Linked DNA regions of Homo sapiens: region 1 is linked to region 2. A link is a contact called in ENCODE Hi-C or POLR2A ChIA-PET data. All regions are on one chromosome and are shown on one strand. Each heading gives the region's core, a stretch centred on a gene start or an enhancer-like site at or near the end of the contact. The rest is flanking DNA. Distances are from core to core; before and after follow the strand shown.

Region 1 (2,768 bases), core at 255-2,754, 51 kb before region 2:
AGTGATTTAAACTCTGCTCAGCTCCGGGGCTGAGAAGGACAAACTCCAGGGAGACTGAGCCTGGTCTGATGGTTACTGAAGCTGGAGGAAACTCGGCCTGTAGCTTGCCCAGACACTTTGAGAGCAGGCAGTGAGATGCCCACGTGGCTCCTCTCACCTTCAGAGGGCAGGCAGAGAGAGAGACCCAGATTTGCCTTAAAAGGCAGGATTCCACTCCCAGCTTCATTGTCACCCATCTATAGGGTGACTGCAGACAGGCCACTGAACCTAGCAAAGCCTCGGTGTCAGCAGAATCTCAGGATTGGAAAGTTTTTTTTTTGTTTTTTGAGACAGAGTCTCGCTCTGTTGCCCAGGCTGGAGTGCAGTGGCGTGATCTCGGCTCACTGCAAGCTCCGCTTTCCGGGTTCACGCCATTCTCCTGCCTCAGCCTCCTGAGTAGCTGGGACTACAGGCGCCCACCACCATGCCCGGCTGATTTTTTTGTATTTTTATTAGAGACGGGGTTTCACCGTGTTAGCCAGGATGGTCTCGATCTCCTGACCTCGTGATTCGCCCTCCTCAGCCTCCCAAAGTGATGGGATTACAAGCGTGAGCCACCGCGCCCAGCCGGAAAGTTTTTTTAAAGAAAGTATTTGATTCATGATAAGACTTAACTTTGAAGCTGATGATGAGTTTGTATAATTAAACAGGACTACCCTGATTTAAACTTCTAAAAATATAGATAAAGTAAAAATAAGTAAGATATTTGAAAGTTGGTACTTGATAAACTGTGAAGCCTGATTACACATCAACTGCAAAGCTCAATAAGAAATGAGCTGCTGCTATCATGACAAGGCCTAGGGTTGCAGGCAGGGCTGCAAAGCGTTGCCCAAAAGAGGTCGCTCCCCCTGGGGCATGTCCCTACCCACAACACACACACACACACACACACACACACACACACACACACACACTCTACTTACAGTATATAATTTGAGTCATTTCTTTACACAACGATCTCTTTGTCCCCAATGTTCTGTGTCTCTGTGGATGTTTAGTAACACCTACTGTTATTATAAGTTCACAATGGTAATTATAGAAAACATGTTTTTAATCATTTCATCCTCACAAAACCCCCGAGCAGGGGGTCTCTTTAAAAGAGCTGTACCAAAAGGAATTAAGCCGATCCCCTTGTTCACACCTAGGGCCAGCTCACCTCTAACAATTAGGGGGAGGGAGGATGGACAGGAATATCGAGGAGGTAACAGGGCAGTGAGAAGGCTGGGAAGGGGCCATCTGATCCATGGGGCTAGGGCCATGCAGGGTGGCGCTGGGGATACCCTGGTACAGGAATAGGCTGTGCAAGAGAGTGCACAGAGGAAAGGAAGATTGCTCCAAAGACAAAGCCCTGGCATAATGATCATAAAAATATGGCATGAATCTAAGGCTAAGGAAAGAAAACAAAACAAACAAAATCCAGGAGTTTCACAAGAAGTCTGGAGTCTGGCCAGTGCTAGATTGCCAGCTCCCTAGTTGACACAAAAAGGCACCTCTGGGTGTTAGGGATGGTGAGGTGCCAAGTTATCCACCCCTGCACTGTAGGGATGAAGCCCATGCTGTCTCATCCCCAGGAAAAACAATCACTGATGGCTTTCCCAGCTCCGGAGCACCAGGACACTCCAAAAACTTTAAACCTCGTGACACTCCAGGGGGTAGTGAACAAATATCATTCAGCCTGGTCATCTAGGATGAATTCTCCTTCTATATTCATAGCAGGGCTGAGCCCAGCAAAGAGGTAAGTAAAGCCCCTCAAGCAGATCCTGAAATCACTCTCACTGGGAAAGTCCACACATGAAACTTCTGTATGACGCAGTGCCAGGCCTTGATGACTGTAGGGATTTTGGTAGCTGTGATAAAAAGCAAACAGATAAATAAATACAAGCATAAGTAAAGTTGTGCCTTTCCAGTACTCTTTACAGGCCAAGAGAAAATGGTTAAATGAGAGCCCCAAATGTACTTGGGATGTGTCTTGCATTAATCGCCATAAAGGTACCATCAACACTCTTGGCTTCTCATTTGTAGCTCTTGGCATTCACACTCTTCAGCCCAGGGCTGGCATGGGATTTGTGGAATGGATACCAGTGCTCCCACTTAACAGGTGAGAAACTGGGACTTGAGGATGACACCCAAGGTCACCTAACTGGAAGGCAGCTGAGGCAGAACTAGAATCTACTAGTTCTAAAAGGAGGAGTTACTAGAAGTAGTGATTTTCCACTCTAGATCCATGTCATTCCTCAACAACCTCCCTAGTTATTCCTTACAAATAAGATATAGAAAGTAGTATAGTTGCTGGGATATTCTATCCATAAAACATCTCCCTGCATGGAGTCTGGCTACAAACACCTGGTTGTTTACATTTGCCTGAGGGATTTGTACTTAGGCTATCTTCCACTGCAAAGTGACTGGTCAGGAAGTGCTTCTTGGGCACTTGTTTACTGAGATCTAATGGAGGGGACCGAGGAAGAAAAAGACAAAGCACCTAGGGATTGGAACCTGACAGGAGACAACCAATTGCAAACTAAGAATAGGGGAATGTAGGACACAATCAGGGGAGAGAATGGCGTAGGCTGGGGCAGTCTGGGAATGCACCCCCTCAGCTTCTGAGGAGAACAAAGGATTCAGAATCCTCTGGCATCACTGCCTGCTACACTTGCAGCTCAAAGAACATACTGCTTTCTTTAGGTTCTAGAACTAACACTTTGTCAAATTATTTCTGGATAAACATTGTA
Region 2 (2,852 bases), core at 202-2,701:
GATTTTTTACTTTCTTGTTCCTTTTTTTAAAAAGTTTCAAAGAACATCAATGTATTAAGTTAGAGGGTTGGGCTAATTCCTCTCTACCCTCCTTCCAGAAGCAGAGGTATTTGAGAAAACTGTTGCCTGCATCTTATATTTGAGATAATTATTTGATAATTAGAAAAAGTACATTTCTACGGGAAGCAAACGCAAAGACCAAAGTAGAACATGACCGTGCCATTTTTCCAAATTTGCCCACAGGAAGTTACTTATTTTTTTTTTTTTAGACTGAGTTTCACTCTGTTGCCCAGGCTGGAGTGCAGTGGCCTGATCTCAGCTCACTGCAACCTCCACCTCCCAGGTTCAAGCGATTCTCTTGCCTCAGCCTCCTGAGTAGCTGGGACTACTGGCACACGCCATCATGCCCGGCTAATTTTTTTGTATTTTAGTAGAGATGGGGTTTCACCGTGTTGCCCAGGCTGGTCTCGAACCCCTGAGCTCAGGCAATCCTCCCACCTTGGCCTCCCAAAGTGCTAGGATTACAGGCATGAGCCTCCGTGCCCGGCCCAGACTTTTTCTTTTGTCCCACAATTAGGAATTTGAATGTGAGTGGAAGAGGCACCTATGAAGCATGATTCAAGAGGCCCAAGATATGCTAGTCACCCTAACCAACATGTACCCTGCCTATTAGGCCATCCTAAGGTCTGAAATTCCACCATGAAGATTTCTCACTGGTTAGAAACACCCCAGGTTCTTCCTTTGTCTTACTGTGATTTGTTTATCATGCTTCCCTCAACTATCTCTCTCTGTCTCCGTGTCCCCATTAATTCTCTAGGAATCTCTCCGATCTAACCCAAAGGGAAATAGAAGGTCTGCAGACTGGGAAAAAAGAAGAGAGTAGAACCAACCCTCAAGTGGCCACAGGGCTTTTTCTCTTACTGGATTGAGAAAGTACTAGGCCTCACTGAAGTCTTCCTTCAGAATTGACAGAGGTCTGCACGGCACCCAGGACCAAAAAAGGTAATAGAACATTTGTTCAAGTCCTTCAGATTAATCAAAAGCCCCCTCCTTTCCTTCTCCCAGTCGATTATCTTGCCCTGAAATTTTGGATGAGCAGGAAACGTAATTGACTATGGAGTATACGGACCTGCACGCTTCCATGCACCACAGATCAACACTGCAGATCCCCATAAACACAGATAAACTTGGGTACCTGCCAGCAATGCAAGGGAACTGCTGTGCTTGCCAGAGTCCTAAAATAATCTCCCCTATCTCCAGTATTTGTTTTAACTTTTCTTTTGCCTGGAGGTGGGGGAGGGGATCAGGTTGGAACCAACGTCTGGACTTGCAACTTCATTGCAATAAGGTTCTTAGTTCTTTCTGCTACCCACAGTTACCCAATATAATTCCCTTTCCTACACTTGGACAGGCTTTTCTCTTGATTGGAAGTGGGAGGAGGGAGGGTGGCAGGAAGAAAGGGAAATCCCCTTCTGTGCATTAATTCTCTGTATTCTAAAAGGCAAACTCTGCCAAGAGCCCAGTTCTGGGAAGCTGCTCTGGAGACAGCCCAGGATCCCACTGGGTGGTCTCATCTTTGGGCTTAGGACGTGGGGGTCAACAGTCCAGAGTTCTATTTCCAGCACCATCAGAACTTTGGCCAAGTTACTTGACCTCTTTTCATAAATGCTTTCCCCCAAATGAAAAGGAAAAAGGGGAAGAGGAAGAAAGAAGTGAAAAAGAATGACACCACTGCAGAGGCAAAGATGAGGTATTGAATGAAGAACTTTGGAAGCAAACCACAAAAGGTATTGCTACACACAGCACAACAGCCCTGCAGGGAGGTAGTAGAATTTGAGAACGAGGCCAAACGGAGATGGTTACTCTACAGCTTCAAGGCACCGGGGAGTCCAAATGAAGCATCTCCTCAGCACTCTACCTACAGTTCACACCTTACAACCCAACCTGGAGACTCCATTGGCCTTGGCCATTAGTTTGACCTTTCAATAAACATATTGTTTTTATTGTCAAGAAAACCTCTTCAGAAAGCTTATTCTCCAGGCTTACTCATCATGTGGCTGCTTCTTATAAAAAACAAAAATAAAGGAAACACTGAAGAATTAAGTAAAAATTAATTAGAAGCACATGGTTAAAACAGGCTTAGAGTTATGCATGGCTTAAGAACGTATTAAGGGTAAAGCGTTTCCTCCATCCAGACTTGAAGATTTGCTGAAAACAAGGCCCGTGTGAGTGGGTGGGTTTTTGAGCGGCTGGCATTTTGGACTGTACCAGGCCAAAGCCACAGGGAGGAAGGCTATGGTTCACATGGGGTCCACGTCCTTCAGCATGTTTGCTCTGCTCTTGATGTCAAGGAGAGACCTGAGAGATGCCAGAGACTCCATTGTCTCTAAGGCATTCAAGTAGGACCATTGTGTGAGACATAAGAACAAGAATAAAGACAGGAGTTAGGAATATTTTTAATATATGTTGATTTTAATGGGTTTAAAATATATATATAGTCTAATTCATTTGCAGCAGAATGAATGGCAATTTCCAAGCTCAAAAATAATAGTAACCCCAGCCTCAAGTTTCTGGCATGGAAGTAATAATTTGAGCTTATTTCTAAATGGGCTTACTAAATGAACAGATCAATTTTTTCTCAAATTTATGATATAAAAGAAATGGATGAAAAGAAATTTGGGAAGCTGAAACCTGCTGTCACCTACCTCTTTCATTTAGCCTCAGATCTGAATTGCCCTGTCTGGTTTCGGGGCCATGCCTGTCCCACTGCACACATTCGAGCTGCAGATATTCACTTTCACATGCAGGGGTCATGTCTAAAAACTGAACCCTGATTGCAACAGAAGCCAGTT

What was found. Hi-C counts contacts between places; a loop is a spot of excess contacts on that map. ChIA-PET counts read pairs that join two places held with the same protein, here RNA polymerase II (POLR2A). Pooled maps may share reads with other maps.
Region 1: a map of endothelial cell of hepatic sinusoid shows a loop between it and region 2 (5-fold over the local background). The contact joins two enhancer-like sites. A Hi-C loop is called at or near these places in 6 of 168 maps with a recorded cell type or tissue (astrocyte of the cerebellum, cardiac septum, endothelial cell of hepatic sinusoid and 3 more) and 4 of 50 pooled maps. POLR2A ChIA-PET finds 5 or more read pairs at or near these places in 4 of 52 experiments (AG04450, BJ, RWPE1 and 1 more).

The regions. Positions count from the first base shown.
Region 1 is chr2:45,815,252-45,818,019 of GRCh38, reverse strand. The region is part of intron 1 of PRKCE (protein kinase C epsilon); the gene reads right to left. Among named protein-coding and RNA genes, the nearest start is that of PRKCE-AS1, 140 kb to the right of the region's middle. Within about 2 kb of position 1,504, at least 3 of the 41 ENCODE cell types and tissues checked have a DNase peak (open chromatin) inside an H3K27ac peak, as active enhancers do.
Region 2 is chr2:45,764,455-45,767,306 of GRCh38, reverse strand. The region is part of intron 1 of PRKCE (protein kinase C epsilon); the gene reads right to left. Among named protein-coding and RNA genes, the nearest start is that of PRKCE-AS1, 90 kb to the right of the region's middle. Within about 2 kb of position 1,451, at least 3 of the 41 ENCODE cell types and tissues checked have a DNase peak (open chromatin) inside an H3K27ac peak, as active enhancers do.